Regions from separate parts of the Mus musculus genome. Here region 2 is linked to region 1. Evidence: chromatin loops called from intact Hi-C (ENCODE). Cell type or tissue: gastrocnemius. All regions are shown on one strand. Each heading gives the region's core, and the rest is flanking DNA. Links, peaks and the distances in the headings are about the cores only. Region 1 has its middle 9.4 kb from the start of Rasa2. Region 2 overlaps Rasa2 (RAS p21 protein activator 2).

Region 1 (16,030 bases), core at 4,396-12,395:
GCTTTTGGAGTGCTGAGATTACAGTATGTGCCACTCTTCCTGGATGGATGCAGCTCTGGGGATTGAACCGCAATCCCAGTGGTACCCAAGTTAGCAGTGGGAAGAAGGCTGGAAAGGGCTGCGCATCTAAGGCAAGCACTGTGACAACTGGACCACCTCTCCAGCCCCTGCAGACATTTTTAGTTGTCACAACTGAGAGATATGTGAGTGGCCAATGGACAGAGACCAAGGACACCACTAAGCGCTTTTCAGTATACAGAACAACCCTTCATAGCAAGGTGTCCCAGGTAGAAACTTGACCAGGAAATACGTCATCCCATTCTAGTGACAAAAAGTAAAAGATGGCTTCTCTCCTTTTAAACATTCCTTCACATTTATGATATTCTTTTAAAAAATGTTTATTATATTTTATTATTTGGGGTATGTATGCATGAAAGAACGCATGGGAGGCAGGGGCAAGCACACAGTCCCAGGAACATGGTACTTGTGGAGGTCAAGTCCTTTGGGGAGTGGTTTCTCGCCTTTTACTCAGGTGGGTCCTGGAGCTCAAACTCCTGTCAATCTTGGTGGCATGTGCCTTCACCTTCTGGGCCACCTCTCTAGGCCTTCATATCACCTCTTATCTGGTAATCTGAATAGAAACTAGTTTTGCAAAAACCATTAAACTGGAAGAATTCCTGTTTAAGAATTCCAAGACCTAGCTGGGCATGGTGGCAAACGCCTTTAATCCCAACGCTCAGGAGGTAGAGGCAGGAGGACCTCTGAGTTTGACGCTAGCCTGATCTACAAAGCAAGTTCCAGGACAGCCAGGACTACACAGAGAAACCCTATTTTGAAAAACAAACAAAGAAAGAAAAGAAAAATCTAAGACCCTGTAGGGAGAAAAGAGATTTGAATAAAGAAAGTTATAGAATATCTATTGACCGTCTATACATGTGTGTGTCTGTGGGGTGTGTGTGTGTGTGTGTGTACATATAGAGGCCTAAGGCCATCTCAGGAGTCTCCCCCAACTCCTCTCACACTATTCCATTTCCACGAGTCTAGCTAGTCAGCTTGCTCGAGGGATACCCTACCTCAGCCTTCCACCTTCCTGGAGATGAAATTATAGGCAGCCTGCCATGGATACCCAGCATTTTCATGGGTTCTGGGGATGCAGACACTACTAAGATATCTCCCTGGCTGTCCACAGCATAAAACAAGCACACCGGATGGAACAGCTGCCCTGATTAAGACATGATCACGATGGACAAATATGGCTTCCCTGCATCCTTTGCTCCCCAAAGTGAAGTCCCAGAGTCTAACTCTTTGTCCAGCCCTTTCACACAGGGACTAAGAGCTTTGTTTTGCTTCATTGCAGGTAATATGCTCACCAAGAAGGACTACTGGGATAAGGTGTTAGGGGACGATCGCATAATTTCAAATTTTTATTATAATCTCCCCGGCTGGATTCCCATCAGCCCTCTCTGTCTCTGTGAAGATATTTCCAGACTTCAGTCCTAGGAATCTACACTATATAGGTTTAAAAACAACAAAACAAACTAGAATGCTTAAATTTTGGGTGATCACTGGTTCAATTATCCCAAGAAACTATAAATTTATCCAAACTTCTATTTCTTTTCTGGCCACACAACCTTGCCTTTTCTCTGAAATGTGGTCCTATGTTCTGGAAATTAATATCATCACCTCATCTATGTGGTCCAAGATATTGGCCTGGCTTGCTCCAAACCCTTACATTTCTCTAGAGGGACATATCAAGTCAATTGTCCAGAGGCAGAGCACATGGCCAGAGGCACTTGCCAGCAGACTTGGTCCTTGCACTAAGGCTATCAAAATCTCCACTGCCCTTGGGGGAGACATAACTCATTCCTTCAGTAACAACAACAGCAGGCAAGGCCACCCCTCCAGGACTCCAGACCATTGTCCATCAGGTGATTTGTGAATGAACAACTTGGCCCTTATAAGATGGAGGAACAACATCAGCACCTAATGTGCAAAAGTCAAAGGTGCAGCCAGGAGGAGCTGTGTTGGGCTTTCAGTGACTGACAGATGGTGGCTTAGACAGGAAGAGAGTCTCTCTCTCTCTCTCTCTCTCTCTCTCTCTCTCTCTCTCTCTCTCTCTCTCTCTCTCTCTCAACAAATGGACTGCAGGAAGCAGTCCACAGCTCGTATAGAAACTCAGGGTTTCAGAACTTTTAGGTCTTTTAAATCTTTGTGTGATCACAAGACGGCTACTGAATTTCCAGGCAAATGTTCTTGTTTAACAAAAGGAGATGACGGGGCTATGGGAGAACATGGCAACTGTCTTACGTATCCTTCCTAACGGAGAACACAAAATCTTTTGGAAGATCAAAGAGGACTCCCTCTCAAGTCTCACTGAGTCATAGAACCAGCACAAGCTGACAAGGAGCCTGGAACACTCAAGGGAGAAGTCTGGGAATGTTCGTTGCTTTAAGCATGACACAAACGTTACATATGTATACTGGCACCTTAGACTAGTGCAGTCCTGATGGTGAAAGAGGGGAAACCCCAAAGCTGAGAACTGATTTTACAAGTCTTTCAGCCCACACAGTGCTGCTTTGGAACTAGAAATTGAAGAGTGACCATTCTTGCCAGATTTGCCCCGTGGGTTCTGAAACATGATGTTCTTGGCTTGGGTCTTGACCTTCTCTCAGCAGGCATCACAGGGTAGTGAGAGTCCCATTATATGACAGAAGGAAGACCATAACCACCCCATCCTCTTCACACCATACAACAACCCCCAAGATGCCAATGGCAACCCCATGGGCCCTCCTAGAAATCAACAACTGGGGAGAGACTGAAGGATTTGGGCAGGTGACAGGCAGCCTCAAGATGGAAAGTTTTGAATTCAATTTGTAGTCACAGAGTGACAGGCTTACCTGGAGATTTCTTCCTAAGTCCAAAAACAGCTTATAACAGTGTATTCACTTTTCCTACATTCTGCAACAACCCCCCCACACACACACAAAAGGAAGATGTTTATCTCTAAGCCACTGCTAAGAACAGTGTATAACCAGTGAGCTTCTGTCCTCTGCCCTCTCTGCCAAATATGAGCTGCTTGTGACACACAGCCCAGCCTAGCCCATGGTGAAGACTTCAAACCCCATGCCTTGCCTCTTTCCCTTTCTTCTTCCTCACCTGACTTCTGACATCTTGCATGCCCTCTGGCCCGAAACTTTTAGCAAAGCTCTTGCTTAAGCCCTCTGTGATCACCTCGGTGGTGAGCTCTGGTTTCTCTTACCAGCTTTAGGTGCAGAGTTCTGGCACACTGTTTAGCCACTTCTCTGAGCATCCCATTGTATGCCTTTGTTCATCCACTCTTAAATCATTCAGTTGATGCCTCCTGTGTCTGTTTCATTTTCCATGTACGTATGAGTCAAGGGCACAGTATTGTCCAGCTTTTGAGAGTTGCATACACAGCTGAACAAAGAGGACTTGTGAGTTTGCAATGAGCATTGCAGGCAATGTCTGTATGTATACACAGGGCATCACACTAGACCAAAGGAAGATGCAGGTCTATGGGGCAGATGCAGAAGGAGCCTTGGGCAGCAAATGTTATCAAGTTATTTTTACTTGAACATAGGCAATACCATAGGAAGACAGGAGGAGTGGACAGTCCTCTCTGACTTCATGGATACTGATCCCCTCTCTCACAATAAAACATTGATTTGATCCAGGCTACTTGCTAACAAGCAATGCAGGTTATCCCATGATGAAGGGCCTATCTTCAGGCCCAGGGATATTGACAATAATTTGATTAAGATAATTTACACATTCAGAATGATTGTAATTGAGTCTTAAGGGAAGAAATCCTGTGGTCAATGAACCCCACCACAAGATGTGGGTGTTTCCAGCTATAACAGCCACTTCATGATTATGAAACAAAAGCCAAGAATATTACAAAGACACCAACTCCCCAGGGCCACCTCCAACCTCAATAACTTCTTTTTCTTTTCATTTTTTTTCCACTATGATAAATACATATCACATAAAATGTGTCATCTCGGGACAAGAGAGATGGCTCATGCTGCTCCTGCAGGGAACCGGGGTATGGTTTTCAGAAACCATATGGTAGCTCACAACTACTGTAATTCCAGTTCTGAGGGATCCAGTGCCCTCCTCTGGCCTTTGTGGGCACCATATGCACTTACATATACACAGGCAAACTATTTACACATATAAAATAAAATTAAATAGAATTGTTTTCAAGATCACCACCTTAACATTGGTAAGCACATAGTTAAGTAGCTAAGCACATTCCCATTGTGAATAGCTTTTACCACCATCCATTCCCAGCGTTCCTTCCATGTACAAGACTCAAACTTCACCTCCCCTTCCCCAGGGCCTAGAAATCCCATTATGCTTCTCTTTGTATGAACTTGAACCCCTTAGGTACCACCTATAAGTAGAATAACAGTTTTGGGTTTCTTTGTTTGTTTGTTTGTTTGTTTGTTTGTTTTTAAGATTTATTTTATGTATATGAGTACACTGTAGCTGTGTTCAGACACACCAGAAGAGGGCATCAGATCCATTACAGATGGTTGTGAGCCACCATGTGGTTGCTGGGATTTGAACTCAGGACCTCTGGAAGAGCAGCCAGTGCTCTTAACCACTGAGCCATCTCTCCAGCCCCCTAGAATAACAGTTTTATGCTTTGTGACTTGGCATATTGTCTTTGAAGTCCATACTGTAGTATGTGTCAAAACTTCCTTTTTTTTTTTTTAACAGTTGAGTAATAGTCCGTTGTGTGTCTAAACTGCAGTTTGTTTTTCCATTCATCTTTTAGTGAGGGCTCGGTTGCTTCCACTTTTTGGCCCAGGTGAATGATGGTGCGGAGGAGATTAATGAACAAGTGACTCTTCAAAACCCTTTAACCCAGAAGTGGTAAAATGGATGGCAGTTCTTTGTCTAATTTTTGGAGTAACAGTAAACATTTCTTCTCAATGAAAAAAAAAAAGATATAATTGTTTACAACATTTATCAACATTTCTCTGTAACAGCCCAGGTCTTCTAATTGTGCCCATGAAGGATGGGACTTGGAGGGAAAGTTGAACAGAGGAAGTTGTGTAGACACAGAGGTGCCCTGTATAGAGACCCTGGGTTCATTTAGGGTATTGCAGACAGCTTGGTACATCAGCACAGTAGAGGGATGTACCGCACTTTGCTTGAAGCAACTGGAACCTCTGCTTAGTTCAAGAAAGATATGACTACTTCAAATGTGTTAGATAACTAAGAATTTCTTGGAGAATCAAAGAGTCAAACTGCAAATGTTCTATCCATTTAGAACAATAGCCAGTTTACATGGCCAGTGTGCACAGACACTGTGATGTGTGCAGGAACAGTGGCCCCCTGCTTCACTTCTACTAGCTGAGGTCTTTCTGAGACATCAGACTAACTTCACCTTCAAAGGTGCCTTCTCCAGCCCTGCCTTCTTCCCCACCTTTCTGTGAAGAGAAGTATCAGTTAGGTAGATGCATCCCATCTGTCAGCAAGACTGTAACCTTGGCACAGCTTCTCCCAGGCCAAAATCTACAGGACAGAATTCAAGGATATTCCACAAAATAATTGACATGAATCCATTAAGACATCAAGCCTTGCCTCCCTAAGTGTTTTGCTCCTGCTGGCTTGCATTTATGGCACTGGAAAGTACTCTGCCATAGAAGGGTAGCCATCAACCCAGCTACAAACCCTGTGATCTACCACAGCATGCCTGCAAGTTATGCTGGTACAATAGTGGCTCAAATGTTGTGGGAGTAACCAATCACTCCCTGGTTGGATTTAAGGCAAACTTTATGAGATGGAACCCTTTCCTGTCACCACTTGAGTGGCAAAAAACTGAGACTGGATAGGCCTTATGCCTAAGGGGAAACAAAACACTATTGCTCTATTAAAGGGACACAGTAATAAAATGACTTCTATGATATTCTGCTATAACCATAGATCAGTGTCCCATTCAGACATCACCAGAGAGGAGGTTTCTTGCAGTAGAGAAGAGCTGACGACAGAGACCAGTAACCGGACAGTATGCAGAAAGTGAGACTTTGGAGCACTCGATCCTAAATGGGATGTCTTCATCAAACCCCTCCCCTCAGGGAATGAGATGTCTTCATCAGACCCCTCCCCTCAGGGAATGAGATGTCTTCATCAAACCCCTCCCCTCAGGGAATGAGATGTCTTCATCAAGCCCCTCCTCTCGGGGCTCCACTCAGAAGAGGTGGCAGAGAGATTGTAAGAGCCAGAGGTGATGGATGAGGTCAAGGAAGCAGTGTCCTCCGGACACAGCAGGACTGATGCACACATGAACTGTGGCAGCATGCACGGGGTGTGCATAGGTTCAAGCCAGATGAGGTCCCAGCACTGGGGAGGGGTGGTGGTGGTGGTGGAGGTAGACATGGGTTCCCACTCCTAACCGAGAAACGGCCTGCGATTGATACCTATTGTCAAAGGAAAAGTTAGTTTTCCTCACTGGAGTCTCACTGGGTACATTAACTATACTTGGGCGGAGGCATCGTGCCACATGGATATTTTTTGTCTTAGTGGTCTTTTGTTTGTATACTGTTGTTTTCATTTTTGTGTTCTTGTGGGGTGTGCATGTGTGTGTGTGTGTGTGTGTGTGTGTGTGTGTGTGTGTGTGTGTTTCTTGTGGGGAGGATCTGGAAGTGATTGGGCCGGGAAAGTGTAACCAGAATATATTGTATGAAAAATTATTTTTTTTCAATTAAAAAATAGGAAGCCTGAGAAAGACATGGTAAAATTGAAGAACTGTTCCAGATTAGAGGAAAACAAAGACACCCGGTGGATGCCATTGAGATCCAGGACTTTCTATGAAGATTACTGAGTTAACAGAACAATGAATAAAGCCGGTAGATTTGCTAGGGTATTTAGCAATATTGGTTTTCAGACTTTGTAAGTGTACTAGACAAGGTAAGAGAACTCTTCAGTTTAGAACCATACACTATTTAGGGATAGAGAGCCACTGCTGCCAAAGGGTTCTGGAACACAGAAGGAAAGGTAACGGCGAAGCCAAGAAGAAAGTATTAGTGAGTATTACTGAGTCAAGGGCATATATATATACCTGAAATTACACCTGAATAGAAAATTCCTTAAAATAATTCATTTGGTGCTGGAGAGCTGGCTCAGCGGGTAAGAGCACTGACTGCTTTTCCAGAGGTCCTGAGTTCAATTCCCAGTAACCACATGGTAGCTCACAACCACCTGTAATGGGGATCCAATGTCCTCTTCTGGTGTGTCTGAAGACAGCGACAGTATACTCACATACATGAAATAAATAAATCTTCTGAGAGAGAGAGAGAGAGAATTTTAAAATAATGCATTTCCCTGGGGCTGCGGAGATGGCTCGGTAGATAAAACTCTTACTAGAGAAAGCATGGGGTCTGGAGCTCTGATGCTGAGGGCCCGCATGAAGGCCAGCTAGGTATAAAAATGCATCTGAAGTCCCAGACGGTTGGAGGCAGAGACGGGGAAACCACGAGACAAGCTTGCTACCTAGACTAGCCAAACTGGCAAGCTCCAGCTTCAAGATCTTGCCTCAGTAACTTAAGTGAAGGATAGAAGACAAGGAGACCTGTAACCCCCTAACCTCCACACAAATGCACACAGCTACAACAATACATGTTTGGGCCCGAAAAATGAGATGCAGGTACCTGTGGTTGTCAAGACTCAGTGACATTTTGTGCTGACTTGGAGTCAAGAGTTTCCCTCTGTTCTGGTGAACTGAGCACCTGGGTTCAGGCCATCTAACACCTACCTTTCTCAATGGGATGACGTCAGGCCTCACAAGATACCCCTGAAAGCGCAACCATTTGTCTGCCTTCCGCAGGAACAGTAAGTTATTCAGATTCCAGGCTCTAATGGTCCCTAGGAATGAGAAAGTTCCCTGAACCTAGTGCCTTCTGGAGGGAGTGTGAAATCTGTATGTATACAGGAGTGGCCTTTGGATTTGATGTAGGATGTACTTTGCCACCCTGATTCAGCCTAATCAACTTCTTGTGTCTCAGCTTTCCTAGGTTTTTCTATTAGTAAAAAACCAGAGATCATCTCTGAACTACCCACCATTGCACTTTGAGCGTCCTCAAAGACCCCCCCTTTGGTGGTGCTGTGGTTTCTTCTGTTGTCTGGGGTGATAAACAGCAAGGTGACCCTCCCCTCTCCACTAGCCTGCAACAGAACCACACTGTAGCTGCCTCCTCAATTCCCAGTGTGCATGGAGGACACCTGCTCATGATTTGTAAGAGTCTGAGCCCTACTCTGGGGCTAGTGTTAGACATGTTGCTAGTCTCTTGTAAAAACATAAGAGATGTCTCTGGAGTGTGGAAGTCTGTAGGAATCCCAAGGTGAGAGGCTGAGGCTCTTGCTCTAGGTAACAGGAAAGGTAGACAAGAGAGCAGAAAAGACATGTTCCCCTAAGGACTGAGCTGGTGGGCTAAGGAAGTACAGAAGCTGAAGGGTAAACTGAGGAATGTGGGCGATGCATGTTTGCAACAGGCAACCAGCATCACTGGTGCATGGGGGAGGGGGACTGCTAAGAGCACTGTTTGAGTCTGAGCAGCAGTGACATGCCATCTATGGGGCATTCTCTATCTTCCCCCTGGACCCTGACTCCCCCAGAGAAGGTGGACACCTCAGTGAGAACAAAAAGAGGCCAGAAAAAGGGCAAGAAAGTCAGCAGTGTCCTGCTTCAACTCTGCTGTTAGCCTCCCAGATGGTGACAGGCCTGATACAAAGGAGAATAGAAGCCATAGCTTTGACTGTTCTCCTCAAAATGATGCTTAAATTGTTGAAATGATATTTCGGGGGCACCTAAAAGAGGCTGAAAGGGTGGTGGAAATGGTACCATGCACTTAGAGCTAGAAAAGAAGTAACATCGGGAGAAGAAGGCGAATAAAATTGTTTTGTTGCCTGTTTGGAGCCCTGCATACCCTTGGCTACTGCAGAGTTGGGGCTCTTCACTCAAGGGTCCGCCCCGCCCCGCCCCGCCCCGCCCTGCTAGCATGTCCTCTTTCCTGGAGGCCTGTTCAGTCTCCAGATTGGTGTATCTACTTCTCTACTCAAATACTTCTCTTTCTGCTGCTCTGGGGCTAAACCCCCATTCAGCCCTTTCACATCAAAAATGCCAAGGAAGTGGCTCAGAAATTGTGCATGCCATCCAACATGTCTGTTTGCCAGCACTGACCTCCCCCAGTCCTCACCACTGGAAAACTTCCCAGTGGGCAATGGGGCTTCTGAAGATGCTAACAAAGAGGACCGACTGGGACTGTGCTCTGCGGGCAGGGTGCATTGGCTCAAATCCTAGAGAGTCTGTGTGGGTCAGCTTTGCTCAGAGACAGCATGAGAAGAACAGTAACAAATGCTGACGTTAGCTATGAAGTGTTGTCGCGTCTAGTGGAGCATGTAGCATCTACCTGCAGAGGCCGGCTCGAGGAGCTTTGTCAGTATTTTACGGCCAGCACACTGCCTGTGCTTTGTAGAGAGAGAAGAAACTCAGCAAAGAATTCCCCTTGTGCCTGAATCCTTGACTCTTAGCCCTCATTGCCCTTCCATTCCCAGCTTTGTTTCATGAGGGACTTTGGGTCGGCTCTTTAGCACCCTTCCCCCCAGTTACGTTTTATTTGCTTGCATGTGTGTGCCTGGAGGCCGAAGAGGCGTTGGATCCCCTAGAACTGGAGTTACAGACCATCATGAGTCGTCATGTGGGAGCTGGGAATTGAACCTCAGTCCTCTGGAAGAGCAGCCGGTGGCTCTTAACCACTGAGCCGTCTCTCCAGCCTCAGCCAGTTCTTCGTGAAGTTATACTCTCTCTTGGCTGAGACTTGAGAAGATTTTGAAAGTATCATTTAACCAACTACCATTCTAATGTATTCTCGGGGCACTAAGGAGAGGAGGGGGCACCGGAACTTTCTCTGAGCAGAGCCACGTGGGTCCACATTTCCTTGACTCCTGGAGGTGCCCATGCGGATCTGTACTAGCCAGGTTAGTGACAGGAACACTGGGAGGCCCTAGCAGTATCTTAAGAGTGCGGGACTCCATTAGACCATGTCCTGAAGGTCCCATGGCTGCTGGGTTGGCAGGGGCTGCCTGGCCTGAGGTACTCTAGCCTGGCACTTAACTACTGAATAACTGATGGGTGGCTCTGGGATGCTGGATGAGTGGATAGGGCTGCCCAGACAAATGAAGAAATGTCCTGGCACAGAGTCCATGAACCAAGTGCAGAGTTGCTCAACGGTTCCACCCTTTCGTGGCTGTTGTTTTATCAGTGAAAAGTGACAAGAAGAGTGGACTGGAGGAGGGGTGAACGCACCATCATAATTCAAAAGGAAGGGAGCCTCGGGACACCTGAAGTCACTCTGGCCAAAGGGCATATGCTGCCTTATGCTCCCGCAGCCGGGCCTTTAACCGCTTCCTCCAGGAGCTAAACTTCTTTGAAAGTATTTTAAACAGATGAGCTGGAGCCTTCGGGATAAAAAAAAAAAATGTCCACATATTTTACCAGTTTTGTCATGGCCTTGTTTGGTTCTGAAGTAAAATCTTAAAAGCTCTCTGAGTCTTTCATCAACTTCCCCATGTCCAGCTTTGCTAAGAAGAAAACTGCTGCCTGGACTTAGAGGAAGAGCGAATAACTAATTCACCAACGTATTAAGATGGGATGAATGGGGGCACCAGATCATCACTGATGAAAGCAACTTGCCTCCCAGCCAGTCTAGGGGAAATGATTCTTCCTCATTAGTGCACAGATATACGAACATGACCTACATTTAACTACTAAAAAAGCACAAACACATCTCCTGACTTATCAAAGAAACACCAGTAACCTGGGGGGCCCAGGGCGTCAGCCAACCCATTTGAGCCCAGCAGCCAGGAGCCAGGAGCCAGTGGCTCTCTGTGAATTCCAGGCCAGCCAGGCCTACAGAATGAGACCCTGTCTCAGAAGTAAAATAAAACAGAGGCTGGAGAAATGGCTAAGCCATTAAGAGCGTTTGTTCTTGCAAAGGACCTGAGCTTGGTTCGCAGTACACTAATGGAGGCTAGCTAACAACTATCTATAGATTTAGTTCCAGGGGACCCAATGCCCTCTTCTGACCTCTTCTGGGTGCCAGGTACTCGTGTGGTGCGCACATACACACATACATGCAAGCAAGCAAAACATCCACTAGACACATAAAAAATATTTAAATGAAAGTAAATATTAAAATATAATAAAATTAAAAACTTCGGACCAAAAGATAGCTCTTACAAGTCAGTTAGAGGCTAGTAATAGGATGTATTAGTATTCAGAAATAGGATGGAACTGACCAGCTCTAGAAATAGTTTCTAGCATCAGGATGTATTCATTTCATTAACAGAAACGGCAATTTTCACACATCGCACCTTGAATGAGCTGACTTGTGGTTTGAAACAAATGAATGGGCTTAAAACTAGCTAAGAAGTCAGAAAAGACAGGGCAGTGAATGACTGCTCATCAGAATAGAGAAGAGGTGGGGAGAGATAGGTTTTAAAGACATTCATTAATAATATGGGGAAGGAAGTGAACTGCAAGATCGTGTCTGCTGCAATATTGTTCCCGTTACCAAACACAGTGAGGAGAGGAACTCTAGACGAATTTAAAACCCAGCGCACAAAGCCATAGACAAAATGAGATGGAAAAGCAGTCTTGCAGCTTGGATGCAGACCTTAGTCTGTAAAACTCGATTCCTGAATGCTTTATATTAAGGAACAAAGACTAGTGAAGATTTCTGCAGCACCAGTTGAAAAAAATGTCATTCCTAAAGTGCTCCTTCAGAAATGAAGTAATTAGAAGTGACTTGGGATGAAAAGGAAGAGGAGCTGGAGGGCCTTAGTGGAACAATGTGATCATTTCAAACTCCACTACAGGAAGATGTCCTGGGAGGGAAAATTAATGTTACTTCAAATAAAATTGTTTTTATATGTTTTAGTAACAAACTAGTAACAGAGTTCATGAAAAACAAGGGAAGTTAGAAGAACCTACTGTAAGCAACAGTATTTTTTCAAAGAAAAAAAACAAAACAAAACAAAACAAAAAAACAAAAGAAAAGCTAGCTTTGGAAGTCTACCTGGAGGATGTCACAAAAGTTTTCAGGTCAGACGGCTTCCATTTGGACGACTATGATAACAAATTACAAGTGAGAAATTTCAGAAAAGGGAAGCGCCACGTCTGCAGAGCAGAGGAAGTTAAGACATCACTCATTCATGCGTGAGCACACTGAAATTGTTAAAGAATATGGAGTGCAGGAGATAAAACCCCTCGTCGACCACCTCTCCCTCCATGGGAGGGGGTGGGGAGGAGAGCTATGCAAAGCTGCCTCTCTCCTTGTGCTAGGAGGGTTTCATATAATAGAAGTGATCAGTACTATACAATGACTCACGTGAGAGCCACTGCCCAGGAGAGAAAGGAGAGGAAAATGAGGCAACCCTCGGCCAGACTTTTTTCTCTTCTCTTCTCTTCTCTTCTCTTCTCTTCTCTTCTCTTCTCTTCTCTTCTCTTCTCTTCTCTTCTCATTTTCTTCTTCTTCCTTTGTTTCTTTGTTTCTTTGTTTCCTTCTCTCTTTCTTTCTTTCTTTCTTTCTTTCTTCCTTTCTTTCTTTCTTTCTTTCTTGGAGACAGGATAGCTGTGGCTGGAATGGAAGTTGATATATAGACCAGGCTGGCCTTGAACTCACAGATATTGGCTTGCAACTGCCTCCTAAATGCTGGAATTAAAAGCATGTGTCTCCATGCCTGGTTTAGGAAGCCATTCTTAACAAGTTGTTGGGGAAAGTGGCTCAAAGTGACTGAGGTAGGAAAGGTTCGACACAGGCTGGGTCCAATCTAAGCCCTGAACACCTGGCGGAGGAATGTGAACTTCATTCATTAGTCATCTGTAGCTGGCTTCCTGACCTGCACTGCTCGATTGCTTGGTGACTGATACAATGAATGAAGCCATTCATAAGGTTTTTATTGTTGTTGTTGTTGTTCTTGTTGTTGTTGGCTTGGTTTGTTTTCCACAAACCAAATAAGCTTCCTGGGTTTTGCTTTAGATTAAGATTCATTGGTGCAGAACAGGAATGAACGAGGTGGGAGACTTATCACATGCGTTCATGTCAAGAGCTTGATGTGGCATTTACTGAACTAATCCTACTAGATACGTCACAGACATGTTCTCAACACTTACTTAATACTATTGATAATCCTTCAGAGAAGGAAGACCCAGTGTAACATTTCAGTTCTGCATCAGAGAAGCACATGCAGATGTTTAAAGCCATAGGTTAGCTCTGTTCTTAGATGCTAGTCAGAAGCCTCCTTTTGCAGTGGCCAGAGGTGGATGCAGAGATTCACAACGGGCCAGAGAGCTGAGAATCTGGGACTGAGAAATGCTCAGCCCTAGATGAGACATCCAACCACTTCTGAGGTCCAGAGGACTTCAAGGAGGGATGGGGCAGGAAGGAGGATGGGGAGGAGAGCTATGCAAAGCTGCCTTCTGGACTTGACACGGCCTTTGTGCTCATGAACTCCAAGCAGCTGTGCTTACCTACACACGATTAACCGGGTCAACATTCCAGCCCCGCTGTGGGAGGGGCTCGTGAGCACCTTCCCCTCTCTGAGGAGCTGTGTAGGTAGTTAATGAATGGCTGCTGGGGTAAGGGGAATCATTTTCTTGAGGGGTGCAACCACTGTTCAGTTGCTCCAATAAATAAGCCTTGATCCACAGCCCTAATTAGAGTCTATGGCATGATTGGGCACTTGTGCAAAAACACACACACAGAGTCACAGACAATTCTCTCTCTCTACACACACACACACACACACACACACACACACACACACACACACACACACACAAGGATGAGGACTTTTGGGGGGGGAAAGAAGGATCTCAGTAGGAGTGGGAGAGGAATAAGGGGGTGAATAGGATCAAAATATAGTGTGTGTGTGTATGTGTGTGTGTGTGCATGTGGTCGTCAGAGAATACATTTTAAGAAAATATGTTTAAAGACTAATTTATTAGGTATCTTATGTATGTGGGTACTTTGTCTGCATGTATATATCTAAACATCAGAGAGGGCATCAGATCCTATCATAGATGGTTATGAGCAACCATGTGGGTGCTGGAAGTTGAACTCGGGAAGAGCAGCCAGTTTAACCACAGAGCCACCTCTCCAACCCCAAGTGGGGGAAAAAGTCCTTTTACAAAGCTTGAATATCACTCCTAAACATCACAGCTGTAAAAGGATAGGATAAGGTTTCGTATAGGATCTACAAAGCCTTGTCTTTGAAAAAAATTGTATTGTGGACACTCTTCAGATGAAGTCTTGTTTTTATTTTTAAAGAATTGCCATGACAGAATGGAAAGGAGAAGAGAGAGAGAGAAAAAAAGAAGTTTCATCAGAGGGATGTGACAACCAGAGACACTGTGAAGAGAAGGTCTAGGGAAATCAGTCTCCAGATGAAGGAGAGTAGAGGAGGGAAAGGCCAACCGAAACTAAGGATTATGAAAAGGTCACAAGTAAACCAGATACTTGATATGATAATTTAAAAATTGAATTAAATAAAAGGAGTTTGATGGAGGTACCCTGTGAAAGTAGATAAAACTTGCGCAGAGAAGCTAAAGGTCATCAAATGCAAACCCTGTGCTGGGAGTGGACCATTTCTGTTGTTGGTCCCACAGGCCCACCAGGCTTCCAAGCAATATAAGCAATCACCACTGTGGTTGGTAGCCCACCAGAACTAGACTTGTGAAGCCGAAGATACATGTGCTGAAGAGACCACAGGGCATACAGACATCAAGGTGAGGCAGAGAAGGCGCTTCCTCCCAGCTAGCTAACCCCTCATCATGCCAGAAGGTGCTATTCAGGCTGCTGGTAGAGAACTGTCATCAGTAATCTTACTCAGCTGGGGTCCCTGCTTCCTACATCACTGACCTGCCAGGCAAAGGGCACCTACTGACACACTAGTGGGAAGTCTGCTATGGGGGTGACCAACCACTTCCTGACTGCAACTCCTTCAGAGGAAATTCACATCTGGTACTATAAACCTGTTAAAAAGCCTATGGCTGGGGAAGTCACAGCCCCAGTAGGGCAGGTACAGATGTTGTTCTGCTAAACAGATGTGATGTGTGCACCAAGTTGCTTTCCAATAATTGTGCTTGTGCATAGGAATTCGTGAGGATGTCATGTTTGCTTCGAGAAGTCCACCCCCTCATGGGCAGTATTAAACGCAGAGATTCATAACTAGTCACTGAGAATAAAAAACTGGATGCTCAGCCTTAAATAAGACCTGTATATCACCCCCCCTCGGAGGAACGTTGAGGAAAAGATGGGAGAAAGAGTGTAAGAGTCAGAGGATAGAGTGGAGTGTGGTGGAATTTTCTTGGCATGACATGACATGGCTGTCACATTTTTTGTACAAAGATATTTCTATTTGTATGTGTATGAGTGTTTACTTGCATGTATGTATACCATAATGAGTGCTTAGTGTCCCTGAAGGTCAGAAGGAGTAGGATCCCCTGGAACTAGAGTTACAGAGCATTGTGAGTTGCCACTTGGGTGCTGGGAACTCTTCTCTAAGTGCTCTAAACCCTTCAGCCATCTCTTCAGCCATTCTACCTGACAGCAGCTGTGGTTGTCTGTACTATACAAGATCCGTGCAATACTGGGAGCCAACATCCTGTGGTAGGGTGCAGGAGGATTTACAAGGATTTTTGACAGTTGACGGTTGCCGGAAGAGACATTTTCTTCAGTAGTACAGCCACTGTTAAGTTTCCTGTGCTCCTGTAATTAATCTCTCGTCTATGCTTCTGGAAACAACTCTCATAAACTCATTGAACTAAAAAAAAAAAAAAAAAGTCTTGCTGGTGTGATGACTCAGTGATTAAAGGTTCTTAATACCAAACCAGATGGCCGGGTTAATCCCTAGGAAACCCACGGTGAAAGGAGAACCACCTCCCAACAGCCATCCACTGACCTTCCAGGGGATTGGAGGGGAAGAAAGCCAGCTGGGA
Region 2 (16,030 bases), core at 2,612-10,611, 41 kb after region 1:
CAACATTAGTATTATGTTCATTCTTTCTGTAAGTCTTTGATATCTGCTTATTAAAGTAAAACCCATCAGGCATAGACGTTCACACCAAGAGACTGGCAGAAGGTTGCTGTCTGTCCGTCCATCTCAGGCTCTCTATTGTGACATAGAGTTGCTGTCCATCTCAGGCTCTCTGAGTTACAGAGTCAGACTTCCCATCTAGAGAAAAAGAAAACCAAACAAATATTTTTATTAAAAAGCAAATACTAATTTTAAGAAAAACGATTTGTAGTTAAAAACAAACCTATAGGGCATAAGCAGATAATTTACTTCTGAAATGTTATACCCGGGGTCTGGGTTGTCCTTTGGGAAGATGAAGATGTCAGGTGTATTTCCTGTGATCTGAAACATATAGTAGGAAAGACTCGTTCCTGTGCGGCTTTTAGGCCATGCTTGGTTAAATAGTCTTAAGTTGAGGCAAGGTGGAAGTTGAGTCACTGCTTGTAACTGCACCGATGTGATTTTTAGAATGTGGGCATGAATTGCTCAAAGGAATAAGCATCCACATAAATATTTTAAAACCCTCCCTTTTAAGGTTGAGGACTTGTCTTGTTTTCCCTTCATTTCTCAGCTTAAAATTCAATTTAAAAGCCCTGAAGTACATCTTTCTAGTGTCACTTTCTACAATTCTAACTGTCACACAAAGATTTTTTATCTTTGTATTAGATTTCACTCAAAATATTTAAAAGAAAACAGATTCATAGGTTTAAAGATTTTTGTGTTTTGAATTTTGTGTGTTAATAGACTGATTGGATTTTCAGTCTCTTGAGGACTATTGCTGCAGTTGCCATTCTACTACAAATCTGGTTCCGTACTTTAATGTTTGTTCTTTAAATTATACATCTGAAAAGCCAGGCGTGGTGGCGCACGCCTTTAATCCCAGCCCTTGGGAGGCAGAGACAGGTGGATTTCTGAATTCGAGGCCAGCCTAGTCTACAGAGTGAGTTCCAGGACAGCTAGGGCTACACAGAGAAACCCTGTCTCAGGTATTGAGTTTTAAGTTATAAAGAGCTAAACATAAAACTGTAATATGTTTTTAAAAGTTTAAGTAACAACTTTATTAAGGTATAAGTTATATACCACAAAATTTTTTGTTTTAAAGTATATTATATTTAAAACTTATTTTTTAAAGACTTAGAGAAGGGATCATTGTACATTTACATATTATACACATACACATGCACATATCAGAGCAAAACATACGAAAAATGATAAGATTTTTGGAAATCCTGGGTAAAGAAAATAGTTTTATGTAGTGTTCTTGGCAGCTGTTTTTTAAATTTGAAATTCTTTCTCCCCCCTCCCCTTTTTTTGAGACAGGGTCTTTCTTTACAGCCCTGGCTGTCTTAGAATGCACCATGTAGACCAGGCTGGCCTAGTGCTGGGATTATCAAGATAAAATATTTGTAAAATTTGAAATCACACAGTATGACAATTGTATAATCACCACCTGCTTCCAGAAAGAAAAAAAATACACACACATACACGCACATATGTTGTTCTGTTTGTTTTTCTATCTTCCTTTTCACTTGATAATTTAAAGTTGATACAGCTTCACATAAAAATTTATCATTTCTGTTTTCAACTGTTGAACTAAAAGTAAGGTTATGTTGTAAGACATAACATACAGTTTGGGATACTTAAAAGGAAAGTATGTGTGGAGCAGAGACTGGGGGAACAACCATGCAGAGACTGCCCCACCTGGGGACCCATCCCATAAACAACCACCAAACCCAGACACTATTGCAGATGCCAGCAAGAGCTTGCTGACAGGAGCCTGATATAGCTGCCTCCTGAGAGGCTCTGCCGGTGCCTGGCAAATACAGAGGTGGATGCTCACAGCCATCCATTGGACAGAGCACAGGGTCTCCAATGAAGGAGCTAGAGAAAGGACCCAAGGAGCTGAAGGGATTTGAAGCCCCATAGGAGGAACAACAATATGAACTAACCAGTACCCCCAGATCTCCCAGGGAATAAACCACCAACCAAAGAAAACACATGGTAGGACTCATAGGTCCCGCTGCATATGTAGCAGAGGATGGCCTAGTTGGTCATCAGTGGAAGGAGAGGCCCTTGGTCCTGTGAAGGTTCGTTGCCCCAGTATAGGGGAATGCCAGGGCCAGGAAGCAGGAGTGGGGGGTTGGTGAGCTGGGGGAGGGGGGAAGGATGGGGTTTTTTGGAGGGGAAACCAGGAAAGGGGATAACATTTGAAATGTAAATAAAGAAAATATCTAATAAAAAAAATCAAAAAAAAAAAAAAAGACATAACCTACCGTTGGGATACTTAAAAGGAAAGTATTTTTAAAACAAGGAAAGACGTGAATTACTCTTAAACTACCCTGTATCTCCTTTGTTGGAGCTTTTGTGCGGTCTTTGAATGGTTAGTCACATGCAAAACGATGCTTCCCAGGGCTTGCATTGAGGAAGGAAGTGCTTTGCCCCAGCACACCAAGAGCTTCATCTGAACATTATTTGCTTCTTCTCTCCTTTCATCCTCCTTTGTTCACGGTATTTCCTCTTTCCCTGAGACACAAGCGCTTTAGGGAGCAGCTTTGATGGCTAAAGCAGTAGAGCTAGCTTAGTAATGTTTGATAAAATGATCTTTGAGGTACTTTGCACATTTGTTAGTAATAGGTAAGATACTGTTTGTCCTTTCACTTAATTGGAGCATATAACTTCTTATTAAATGCAGGTGTTACTGCTCAGAATTAACAGCACACACACTTCATCCACAGTGCTTCACAACCTGGAAAATTATATAGCATTGCCATTTAGATTCTGTTTTTATCCTGAATATTAATCTGAGGAAGTGCTAACACACCATAGTTACATTAAGTCCAGCTGAGTCCTTCTACTGCCCTGATTCAGAATGACCCACAAAAGGGCCTTCCAGTGGGCAAGCAGAAACAGGACATTTCTTCTTTAAGGTATAAGAAAAAACAAACTTTATAGAAACAAATTTTTTAATTCTGTAATCTCAGCACTCAGAAGACTAAAGCAGGAGGATTACCATGAGTTTAGGTCTATCTTGGGCTAAATCGCAAGTACCAGGCTAGCCAGGGCTACATAGCAACATCCAGTTTCAAAAAAAGGAGTAACGGTGGATTTTTATATCAGCACATACAAATTAAAATATTTTCTGTAAAATATATAACAATGCTTATGAACCATAAGGTTATATAAACTATGGTTTCTCATCACTTTATTTATTTTCTGTAGGAAAAGTAGCCATCAAAAAAGAAGACTTGTGCAGTCATAGTGGTAAAGAAACTTGGTTTTCACTGCAGCCGATTGACTCAAATTCAGAAGTTCAGGTAAGTTAAATAATCAGGAGATTATAACATGAAAAACCAGTGAAAACCAACTAATTATACTAGTTTATACTGATAGAACTTGTAATACCTTATTTTACATTCTAATACCAAACATAGACCTTAAAGTAATAGAGAGCTGGAAGGAAATGGCTTTTCCATTTGGATTTTTTTTTATTTTATGGATATATAAGTACAGTGTAACTGTCTTCAGACACACTTGAAGAGAGTGCCAAATCCCATTACAGATGGTTGTGAGCCACCATGTAGTTGCTGAGAATTGAACTCAGGACCTCTGGAAGAGCAGTCAGTGCTTTTAACTGCTGATCCATCTCTCCAGCCCTCGAGAACCAACTCTCATCTCTAACTTCCATTCATGTGCACGGCACCTATATACATACATATATATACATGTATCCATACAGGAATTAACCAGAAAATAATAAATTCTCATTTGAACGCATTTACTCCATTTGTAATAAACTAGATTTGTGGAGAAAAAAATGTTCCTTATTTAAACCATGCCTGAATCTGCAATGCATAGCCTTCATTCCTACCTCCCCTCCTGTTTACCTCCTTTTATTTGAAGGGGTATAATTATTCTTGTTAATCTATTCTTTTTCCCCTTGCCACATAAAAGGCCTTGTATAAATTCTATATGTGAACAGAAATGTATTGTTGAAGTTTCTAAAAAGCTTAAGTCTCTATGACTTAAAAATTAATTCTAAGGGAATCAATCTCTCTCTCTCTCTCTCTCTCTCTCTCTCTTATTTCTTTTCTTTTTTTGTAAACTTATTAACTATGGTAATGATTGTGTAGCCATTCACAAGGGCATAACTCCAGGCAGGATTCTTTGTCTCTTAAGCAGGCTATAATTTGCTGCTAAGACTCAGAAGTTTAAAACAAAGAGACAAAAAGCATACCCACAGATACTTTGCAAATAAAATACGTCTCCATTTCTTCATAACCTTTTATGCAGTCTCTGTGATTAAATTCTAAAAAAAAAAAAAAAAAAAGTATTGTGTGCAAAAATCCCTTCTTAAATACAGAATATAGCTAAGTACTTTTTCTGTTTTATCTACTCTACCCCGTTTTAATCTTCTGTCTGTCCATTTGACCATATGTATCATTCAGCTCTCAGGAAGAGCATTGTTGGTGCCAAGGGAGAAGCCATGTGAGGAAGTAGAATGGGCTGATGGTGTTTTCATATGTTCAGTTTAATGACCTTGAGCTTCATTTCTGTAAAAGGAGAATAAAATTCACCATGCTTGACTAATATGGATCGAGAATACTTTAAAACTTGATTTAGGGCTGGGTTGTAGCTCAGTTGGTAGAGTGTTTGGCTCGCATGTACAAAGTCCTGAGTGCCATCCGCAGTACCACAGAAACTGAATGTTGTCCACGCACATTTGTCACCTCAGCACCTAGGAAGTGAAGGCCGCCAGGCTGCATAAACCCTGTCTTTAAAACAAACAAACAAACAAAAACCTGTTTGCTTCTATACAGATGTAAATTTATTACCACTACTCAGTCTGGTGGTGCCCTAGTTAGGGTTTCTGTTGCTGCAGTGAAACACCATGGCCAAAAGCAAGTTAAGGAAGAAAGGGTTTAGTCGGCTTACGCGTCAGTTTCCAAAAAAGTCAGGACAGGAACTCAAACAGGGCAGGAACCTGAAGACAGAAGCCGATTGCAGAGGCCATGGAGGAGTGCTGCTTACTGACAGCCTGCTTTCTCACAGAACCCAGGTTCACAGACCCAGGGATGGCACACCCTACCCACAATGGGCTGGGCCTTCCCCCATCAATCACTAAGAATCTTACAGCCACAGCTGGATCTTATGGAGGCATTTTCTTTCTTTCTTTTTTTTAAGATTTATTTATTTTATGTATGTGAGTACACTGTAGCTGTACAGATGGTTGTGAGCCTTCATGTGGTTGTTGGGAATTGAATTTTAGGATCTCTGCTCACTCAGTCCCTGCTCGCTCCGGCCCAAAGATTTATTTATTATTATACATAAGTACACTGTAGCTGTCTTCAGACACACCAGAAGAGGGCATCAGATCTCATTATAGATAGTTGTGAGCCACCATGTGGTTGCTGGGATTTGAACTCAGGACCTTCGGAAGAGCACTCAGTGCTCTTAACCACTGAGCCATCTTGCCAGCCCCCATGGAGGCATTTTCTCAGTTGAAGTTTCCTCTTTTCAAATAGTTCTAGCTTGAAGATAGTTGACTTAAAACTAGCCAACACGGGTGGCTTTCTAATATAGCTTTACCAGATTATCCATTTTCAGTTTTTGACACATGACTTAATACATTTTCCATCTACGCCCACATGGTGTCAGTCATTTGAGTATGCTGCTCATGTGTACTTGAGGTTGGCTTCGATCTCACAGTGCTCTCTTAATATTGGGATTCTAGGCGTACACCACTGCACCCATCTAATCTGTCAGTGATTTGAACAAGAGGAAAGAGAAGAAGAGGCTTGTAAGATTTTGATCTGAAATGGAATTACTTAGAAGATTCATTACAGTTTATTTATTTATTTATTTATTTAGTACGTTCTTAATGACCAGCATACATTTTTCTAGATTTAAGAATTTGATTCTGGGGGCTGGCGAGATGGCTCAGGTGGTAAGAGCACTGAGTGCTTTTCCGAAGGTCCTGAGTTCAAATCCCAGCAACCACATGGTGGCTCACAACCACCCGTGATGAGATCTGACGCCCTCTTCTGGTATGTCTGAAGATAGCTACAGTGTATATATTAATAATAGTAAATCTTTGGGCTGGAGTGAGCAGGGACTGAGTGAGTAGGGTTCAACGAGGACCTGACCAGAGCGAGTAGAGGTCCTAAAATTCAATTCCCAACAATCACATGAAGGCTTACAACCATCTGTACAGTGACAGTATACTCACATACATAAAATAAATAAATCCTTTTAAAAAAAGATTTTGATTCTGAAAATATAGAGCTCTATGTGTTCTTTGTGTAAATCTTGGAGGTGATACCAGAAACTAATACTAGAGCACAGGCTTTATCTGACAGTGTATCTATAAAGCCATTATGTTTTATATATAGTATTGGCATTTACATTTTTAGTACTGTTTGCTTCCGTGCCCATTAGTCATTAGCCTTTCCAGAACTTTTATCTTAAATGGTAATTAGTAAGACTTACCCACTACTTAAAATAGATTTTAAAAGAAAAATGCTGTAGGAGGTGGGAGGGAGGGATAATACTTTTCAGGGTAATATGCTATCATTGGGAATATTATTATTTAGCCACAAACAATCTGAAAATACCACACTAGCCTTGTGAGTATAAAAGATTTGAAAACAGCTTGAAACTAATATAGAGCCTACTCAGGTTTTGTTGTTTACCCTGTATAAGTTTTATAATATCTTTTAAAGACATGCAAAAAGAAAAATAGATGGCAGCATAGAAAGCAATGAGATTACATTTAGCCAGGACTCAATCTAATGATTACTTTTAGTAATTATAAAATATGTACCAAGTATAGCCGTGAGTACTTAATATACATTATCTCATTTAAGGCCCATAGTAGCACTATGAGGTAGGTATATTAACCTCATTTTGCAGATTATATTAATAGGATTAAAGGACTTAGTCATAGAAGATGTGATCCCATTAGAGATCTGCCTAACTCCTAGTCACAGCACTGTGCTGTCTTTCAGTGACGTGTACTCTTAGTTATAGAAAGAATTCAACAGATTAGAATTGCTCAGGGAGCATCAAAATATAAGAACAGAAGCCTACCCAAATTAGTGGGCAAAGGGGAATGCATTAGAAAGTGTGTAGGGAGCTGTTTGAAGTCAAATTACAGGAACTTCCTCGGGAATGTGAGCTACATAGTTCCCAGACATTTGCACAGATACTTCGTGGTAATGGCAGTTAGGTTCTGACAGTAGCACACAAGATAGAAATTCACATAAGTTAAAAATGATCCTTGAAGTGACTAAGTCTTCATAACATGGTTGACTGCCACAGAGAACATTAGTTTTTATCTGGGGCTTTGATGAACAAACGCTGTGTAGTGTCATTCTTAGCAGTAGCCCCAACTCGGCAGCAATGTACTGTAAGGCAGGTGAGACCTGTGATCCACTGGTTGATTTTTTTCATGTTTGTGGCTTTTCATTTTTCATTTTGAAAAAGGAATAGTTATGTTTTCTTCTTTCACTCTCTTTTAAATAACTATATACTTGCAAAATAAAGAGTGTAGCCGTGAATTAGTTAAACCGCTTTGGCTCCTAGCAGGTTGCGCTCTCACTGTACCCGCCCAAGAGCTCAGATTCCCAAATAAAAGACAAACACACACATGCCAGTTAATTTTGATATGCTTTGACTAGCTGAATGGCTGGACACTTCTAAACCTCCCCATGGCTAGCAAACACTCCCCTCTGATATTTCTGAGTTAACATCTTTAAAAATCTGTATTTCATCTCTGCTACCCCAGACCCAAGTGGGGAAGTGGCCCCAGATACTTATTTGCCTGCAGGCCTATAAGTTTCATCTTTTTGCTTCCCCATCCTTGGGTCCCTTGTCCACACAAGTCTCGCCCCATCTCCCTGTCCAACCATTGGCTGCACAGCAATTCTTCATTATCAGTCAAAGCCAGTAGGGGGCAGGAATCCTCAGGTATGAAGAAAGCATGACTTTTGGAAGCCAAAATAAGACCAAACATTAGAACCAATTTCCAACAAAAGAGAAAAAAGATTCTGGGTGTGTGTGTGCAGGTGCCTGTGTATGTGTGAGCTTGTGTATTTAGAGAAAGAATAACCTTGGGTGTCATTCTTAAAGATACTTCAACTCGGTTTTCAGACAGGGTCTCTCAGTGGGACCTAGAGATCACTATTGCTAGGCTCGCTGGTCAGCAAGTCCCAGTGATCTACCTGTCTCTGCCTCCCTAGGACTTCCAAGTACAACACTACAACCATCTTTGTTAAAAATTATTTCTTTTTTTTTTTGAGATTATACTATAGTTATATTATTTCCCCTTTCCTCTTTCCAAGCCCTCCCATATATCCCTCATTGTTGTTTTTCAAATTTATGACTTCTTTTTTCATTAAATGTTGTTAGGGATGTGTGTGTGTATGTCGGTGTGTGTGTGGGTATGGGTGTGTGTGTGTGTGTGTGCTCGCGTGTGCGTGCGCGTGCGTGCGCATGTGTGCATATATTCTTAGCATGACTACCACCTATTTAATCTGTATAAGGCTGGGCTGACTGTTTGGTGTCAGATGCCCAATTGGTGTAGCCTTCTGGGTAAGGGCTTCCCCCGCCTGGGCTACCTCACCCCAGCCCACAAAGGCGTGTCTGTTGTCATCCTTGTTCCGCTTGTATTTAGGCAGTCATTTCTGTGAAACTTCATGGGTGTACCTTCTGACATTACTGGGAGACATAATTCCATAGCAAACTCTCTGATCCTCTGGCTCTCACAGTCTCTCCACCCCTCACTCCCCTTTCACAATGATCCTTAGGTGCAGGAGTTGTATTGTTGATGAATCTGTTGGGACTGGGTTCCACGGCTCTGCATTTTGTTGGTTGCGGTTTTCTGTAATGTTTCTAGTCCTTTGTAAAGAGAAGTTCCCTTGATATGCAGGATGAGGATATAAGGGCAGATATTCAGAATGTATTAGATACCCATCTTTATTTATACACCTGTTTTCCTGGGTGGCTGGTGGGAGTTACTCATCTTCAGGCAGGCATGGCAGACGCTTTAGCAATTGAGCTATCTCCTCACTTAATGATTCCTAAAGATGTCAACCATTCTTTTTATATGCCTAATGAGAGTACATATCTCTTCCTTTGTTTCTTTCTGTGAGTTTACTCTTAGTGCCTCTTGTAAAATGCTATATTCATCTTTAAGTCTCTTTGTCCATATACCTTCCTCATCCTCAAAGATCTGACTCAATTTACAGAGAGAAGTTAGCTAAATTTTTGTCACTGTCCACTAAAGTCTAATGAGGTTGGAGACATTGCAGGGCAGTTCATTCTGGAGTCTGGGTTAGGCCCGTTTGTTTAGGGGATTGAGTGGATGAAATGATCAGCATCTTTATCTCGGAGAGGAAGCAGTTTAGTTATCTGCCATTACCACTAATTAGTATTTGTAACTCAAATCCGTACCGATTTGTTGGTGGAAGATCACTTATGGAATGAGGACCTCGGTGTAAAGGACCACGTGTCTGTGGAGATCCAGGAAGTGACACGTGTAAATGTCGGTCACTCCTTGAGTGAGGAGCTTCACTAGTAACTCCCATTTCATACCACGCACTTGATTGTTATCTTAGCCTTTTACTTTATCTCTTGCTTATTGGACTTACTGATTATTTTCTTCTTAGAAGCTCATGGTAGCAGGATTTAATGAGTGCATTTTCTACCTTTTTGGACAGAATTTTAATTAAAAAAATACTTTATGTGTATGTATGTTTTGCCTGCATGTATGTCTGCACCACATGTGTGCCTAGTGTCTGTGAAAGCCAGGTGTTGGACCCTTTTAAACTGGGGTTTCAGACAGTTATGAAATGCCTTGGGGGTGTTGGAACCAAGGTCCTCTGCAAAAGCAAGCAGTGCTCTTAAGTGCTGAGCCATGTCTTCAGCTCCTTGGCAGGATTTTTAGAATATTTATTGTCTGTGTCTGTGTCTGTGCCTGAGTGTATTAGGGGCAGCACGTGTGTGCAAAGCCCACAGAAGTCAAAAACTGGCATCCGATCCCCTGGGGGGCAGGAGTCGGATGTGGTTGAGAGTCCACGCTGGGTTCTGGGAGTCAAATCTGAGTCTTCTACAAGAGCAGTGCTTGCTGTCTGTCAACTGCTGAGCCATTTCTTCAGCCCCTTTTCTACCTTTTTAATAAAATACAAATCTTTTTCTTGACTCTGTTTTTTGCCATTTTCCCCTCTGACATGAACCCTTTTCTTTTGAAACCATTGTAGTGTGCCTTCAGACTCGCTTCTTGGGACTTGATGCCCCTAAGCAAATGGGCACGTCACTTTTATCAGGGCTCCACTGGCTGCCTGCTGCTCTGGTTTTGAAGCGTTCTCTTCCTTAGGCTCCAGTCCTGGTTATGATCCTGGCTGTCAGTCTGTTCCAGTTGGTGTACATTTTCTTTATTCTCTTCCATACAAGTGATGATAATACAGCCATCCTCTTAGCTGTGAGATGCTGAAACTCACACCTTATAAGCATTGTTCCATTCTTTATTTCCTAGGTACCTCGATAAAAAACATGCTTTGCATAAGACTGTTGATTATGGGTGGGGTCTCACACAACATGTACAGGCAGCAAACCCACATGTTATGCCAGATGCAATGTTAGTTATGTCCTTTCGATGCAATTACTTAGTAAGTCTTATCCAACAGGATAAGCTTGACCATCTGGATCATACTGTAAGTTATCGATCGGTATATACTTTTTCTTAATGGCCTTTGTTTTACTGTTTTGTTTTTTTCCGAGACAGAGTTTCTCTGTGTAGTCCTGGCTGTCCTGGAACTCACTCTGTAGACCAGGCTGGCCTCGAACTCAGAAATCCGCCTGCCTCTCGAGTGCTGGAATTAAAGACGTGCACCACCACTGTTTTAAATAGCCAGTTAAGAAGAAATCAAGACATTAAACACATGTTCAGTTAAGGGATCATAATATAAAAGCATAATTCATTATTATTATTATAGATTGATTTTAAAACTTTGTGAATTTGTATATGGGAAGTAACAGAAATGAGCCATTCTATTTCTTTTTAGATTTTTTTATTTTTTTGAAAAAAGGTCTCACTATATAGTCTTGATTGGCCTGGAACTCACTGTGCAGACAAATTCAGATCTGCTTACTTCTACCTCCTCCTGAATGCTGGAACTAATGACATGTGTGGGCCACTGTGCCCCACTCTTTATCTCATTATTAAATTATTATTTAAGGAGAAAAAAATCTTGCCATTAATATAAGAGATATTATAAAGTAAAGTTTTGTCTTTCATCTGACAAGCAGTTGTGTCTAAAATTATTTAGAGGCAATTTCTATAACTAAAGCTGTCTTAGCTGCTGTAGCGATGCATGATGCATGCCTGTAGCTCCAGCCACTCCAGAAACTGAACAGCTTAGGCAGTGTAGCCAGACCTGAACTCAAAACAACCAGTGAAACTCTGTCGGGAGCCATAACGTCGTGGTGGTGGTGGTGGTGGTGGTGGTGGTGGTGGTGGTGGTGGTGGTGGTGGTGTTAGTTGGTTTATTTGTTCCTCGCCTCATAAGTTTTTTAAACCAATTGAAACATACAGAGTTCTTTTTTATTTGTCTCTAAGGTCTGTGTGTTTGTATGAGTATCTACATGTGTGCATGTGCACCGTATGCCTATTTGGTACTCTTGGAATCCAGAAGAAGCATCGGGTGTCCGGGAGCTGGAGTTACAGACATTTATGATTGGCTGTGTGGTGCTGGGGTCCTCTGTGGGAGCAGCCAGTGTTCTTAACCAGAGAGCAGTCTCATGCTGAAACAGTCTCAGTCATTTTTATGAGGAAATTCTCAATATTTAAAATGTTCTATGATTTAAAGACTATTTAGATGTGAGAGGATTTTATCTTTATGCATTATTTTTTGCCTGTTTTTACAAACCTGTTTTCTGTGCATTTTTTGATACCAGGAGATAGCAGCTGCACTAAGGTTCCTTTTTATCTTTTCAGCTGTCTCACTAGTGCTTTGGTATGCTGTCTTCTTATTTATCCAACTGATATGTTTTTAGGAGATTTTGAATCTGTAACGTAATGTCTTTCACAGGTCTTAGAAAATTTAAAGCAATTCTCTCTGGATTCTCCCGTCTCTGACTTTCTGTACTGGGATTCCAGGCTCCCTGTACTAGAACCAGACTGTTGTGTATGTGTCTTATGTCTCCTAAGCGCTCCCCTCCTCTGTACTTCATCATGAACATTTTCTATTGATGAGCCTTTCACTCCTGTTTATTCTCCTTTAGCTGTGGCTGATCTGATGTTAGATATATCTCATTTCAGTTACTTTAGTACTTAGCTCTAAAGTTATCATTTAATTCATTTATAGTTTCCAGTTATTTGCTAGATTTTTCACTTTATTTTCTGTTAGAATAAAAACAAGGCAAAATAAACAAACAAACAAACAAACAAATGGGTGGTATATATTTTAAGTTTGAGGCTGGCCTGGACTAAATAGCGAGACCCTATGTTAAAAGAAATTAAGATAACTATTTTAAACTCCCACTCCACTTACAGTCTTCTGTTCTTGTCTCTCTCTCTCTCACACACACACACACACACACACACACACGTAACACTAAAAATTACTACATAGTATAGACCTTCAAGGTCAGTATCAAAACGCAGAGGTTGTAAATGCTCAATGCAGGAATAGTGAAGGACCGAGTTTGTAAGATATATATGATTTTATCAGTATTTATACCTAAATTTTTTTTTCTGGACTATTTTTTTAGTTCCATATTTATACCTAGATTTTTTTTCTGGACTATTTTTTTGGTTCCATATTTATACCTAGATTATTATTTCTGGAATATTTGTTTCTGTTTAGTTCCAACTCTACATGACTGCTCGTTTTCTCATTGACGCCTTTTGTTGTTTGCGTTAGAGCGTATCTCTCTCATTCAGACCTTTGCACTATGACTCATAACTGTATATTGCTCATTGTGTAGTAGTCATCTAGCCTAAAGTTCACAGCTAATGGTCCTGAGATTCAGTATCATAAGAAAAGTCGGCATAAAGTAATAAAGGTGATTCAGATTATATCTTTAAATGAATGTCTAGAAGGGCTCTGAAGAGAAGCTGTAACTAGAGTGCAAATATCCCTACCCCTGATACTATCACTCAGTACACCAGGCCCTAGACATCACACCCCAAGATCTCCACTTGGCACTGGGAATTTGTCTTGTCAGCTATGTGGAGGTAAGGCAGCACTAATTGTTAACCGGTTTAGGATTGCTCATCGCCAGTAAGCAGAAGAGATACCCAAGCTCTGGATTACATTGTCCCTAAGCTCTTTCTTGAGGAAGCTAATGCCTTGAGTTCCTTAAAACGTACTAAATTGCGCTTTCAATTCATCTCTTACCAGCTGTGTGTAAGAGAGAACTCTATTTTATTCCAATTCTTCCATCAGTGCTTTGACCGTATAGTGTCACTCTTACAGTCTCTCTGGCTAGGTCATGAGCTTCTGGTCAGTAGTGACGGTGTCTTACACAGCTGTTTGCTCCTGTGTATTCCCATAGGACTTCCTAAAACATAGCAGATTCTAAATCAATCTTCAGTAGTTGACAAGGTATATTTTAAAAAACTGATTCTTACTATTTTTAACTTAATTTCATAGCTTTAGAAATTAATTTATTTTATGTTTTCAAAAAATATAAGTGCCTTCTTTAAGGAAATACTGTGGTCATTGCAGTATATAAACATTTATTAAGCAGGTATAAAGTTCCTAAATTTCTACCTGTCATATTTCATATAAATATTAGAATGTTTTCTCTCAGAACTTTGCTATATATGCGCATGCATGCACATACATTGGTGATTATTAGCCATTTAACAAATAAATCTATGCAGAGATATGTAATAGTGGTTAGTGAATAATTATGTGTGCCATTTGGATAGAAGTACATTGTAATATTTTGTTAGCAAAATAAAATAGACTGAGTTTGATATTTTCTTTTTGTCCTAGGGAAAGGTTCACCTTGAGTTAAGACTGAATGAGCTGATAACAGAGAATGGAACCGTGTGCCAGCAGCTTGTTGTACAGTAAGTATATCCTTTTTATTCATTTATTTGTTTTTGTCAAAACCACCTAGAAATAATTCTGTTTTATACTCTTAGACTAATTTCTTATTTTAAATATTTTAGAAACTTCAAAATAAAGCTCTCATGCATCATTTCTTTACCAAACTGAGAATCCAGCTTATTTTTTCATTTAATCCACTTAAGCTATGGCAAGTCATTAATTACTCAACAAAGTTTTAATGAATGTGGGTTGAGCAACAAATGTATGTAAGCATTAAGGCATGAAGGGTCATAGGAAGGAGCCTCTGGCTTCCTAGCTGCGGAGACTCAGAAAGTGTTTCCAGGGGATTCTTCTCCGAGCACTCAGTCACTACGCAGAGCTTCAGGGAGCCAGGGATCAGGGTGAGGAGGTCATACGACGTGATGCTCAAACTACGTGACCACCTAAGATTGCTAGCACCTTTCCCTCTAGGAAGCTCTCAGTAGTCAGTCCAACTCTGTTGTGAGGTCATGTTCTAGCCTAGTCTTCTACTTCTTGCCTCTGTAAACGCTTGCTACCAAGCGTTTCTCATTCTGGAACTTTCTGTGTCTTTGCCTCAGTTGATATCTGAATGTCCCTGAGGTTATGAGGTTCATATCTACATACCTTAGGAAGGAGTTAGAGCAGTTGTTACTTTCCTATTGCTGCTCCACACTATAATTCACTCTCCTAATGATGAAAACCCCAATTCCTTGAAGCATTGCCTTTCTGTGTTGTGTGTACTATATGATCTGAGGTGTTCAACTTCTTTCTGCTTTTATTAGCTATCTCAACTAATAAATAATAAAGAGACTAAGCGATTTTTGCTGTGTGTGGATGACTTACCAAAACAGTATGCTTAAGGCATTTTTTCCTAAAAGCTTTATAATCATGGTAACATTTAATAGATTAATAAAGTAATAAAATTTTTTTATTTACTAACAGTTTTTGTCTTACTGATTTTCAAATTCCATTTGCCTATTGAAAATAGTCCAAAGCCAGGCATTGTGGTATGTGCCTTTAATCCCAGCACTCAGGAAGCAGAGGAGGTGGCTCTCTGTGACGTTGAGGCAACCAGGGCTACATAGAGAGTTCTAGGACAGCCAGGGCTACATAGAAAGTCCTAGGACAGCCAGCCAGGGCTACAGAGAGGGTTCTGGGACAGCCAGTGCTACAGAGAGAGTTCTAGGACAGCCAGGGCTACACAGAGACCCTGTCTTGACAACAAGAAAAAGACAGTAGAAATGAGTGTGCAGACTTCGCCCGCAGACTGAGAGCCTGTAGTGGAATTCTTTGGATAAGGCCCTCCTGCTCCTCCCTTCCCTGCTTGGGTTTAGTGACAGTAGTCAGTCATTTGAAGTACTAGTAGTTGGATTAGCTTATTTGCATACTTGTTTAGGTTTTTCTCTTGGGTGCTTGGCTTAGTTTTTATTTATGTATATTGTGTGCTTGTGTGCGTGTATGCCATACATGTATAAGTCCTTACAGAGGCCAGAGATGTTGGATCTCCTGAAGTTGGAGTCATAGGCTGTTGGGAGCTACCTGATTTGAGTACTTGGAACTTACCTGGGGTCCTCTGGAAGGGTATCCAGGGCCCTTACCTGCTGAGCATTTCTCCAGCTTCCTGTTGTTATATTTTAGGATGTAGAATATTAGCATGATTTCAAAGGAAAAATTGTATCAGAAGGCATTATTCATCGGTGTGGTTCAGTTCCCTCTTCCTCACACTCAGCCCTAGGCAACCACAGTCTGATTTCTGTGTCTGTTTTTACTTTTTGGTTAGACTGGTTTGATATATTTAGTCTTTTGTGTCTGGCTTCTTTTACTTAGTATTCTCCCTTTCATACTCATTTACATCGTTGCCTATAGTAGTAGAGAATCTTCTTTCCAGTGTTTCCAGTGTCTCCTGAGCTAGGCAC

The links. Hi-C counts contacts between places; a loop is a spot of excess contacts. Peaks named below come from ENCODE experiments on the same cell type or tissue, not always from the same donor. Only the 100,000 strongest peaks of a DNase experiment are listed, where the experiment ranks them.
Region 2: a loop joins it to region 1, with 2.2 times the contacts of the local background. A loop is called at or near these places in 1 of 42 quality-filtered maps.

What each region holds. Positions count from the first base shown.
Region 1 is chr9:96,632,900-96,648,929 of GRCm38, reverse strand. No RefSeq gene overlaps it. Among named protein-coding and RNA genes, the nearest start is that of Rasa2, 9.4 kb to the right of the region's middle. In gastrocnemius, for the core only: no CTCF peak of the experiment used is centred there; DNase peaks (open chromatin) are centred at 9,253 and 10,111.
Region 2 is chr9:96,590,033-96,606,062 of GRCm38, reverse strand. It overlaps Rasa2 (RAS p21 protein activator 2), which reads left to right. Exons shown (of 24, transcript NM_053268.2): 4 at 3,256-3,350; 5 at 14,037-14,113. Among named protein-coding and RNA genes, the nearest start is that of Rasa2, 33 kb to the left of the region's middle. In gastrocnemius, for the core only: a CTCF peak has its summit at 6,076 (motif pointing left); a DNase peak (open chromatin) is centred at 10,073.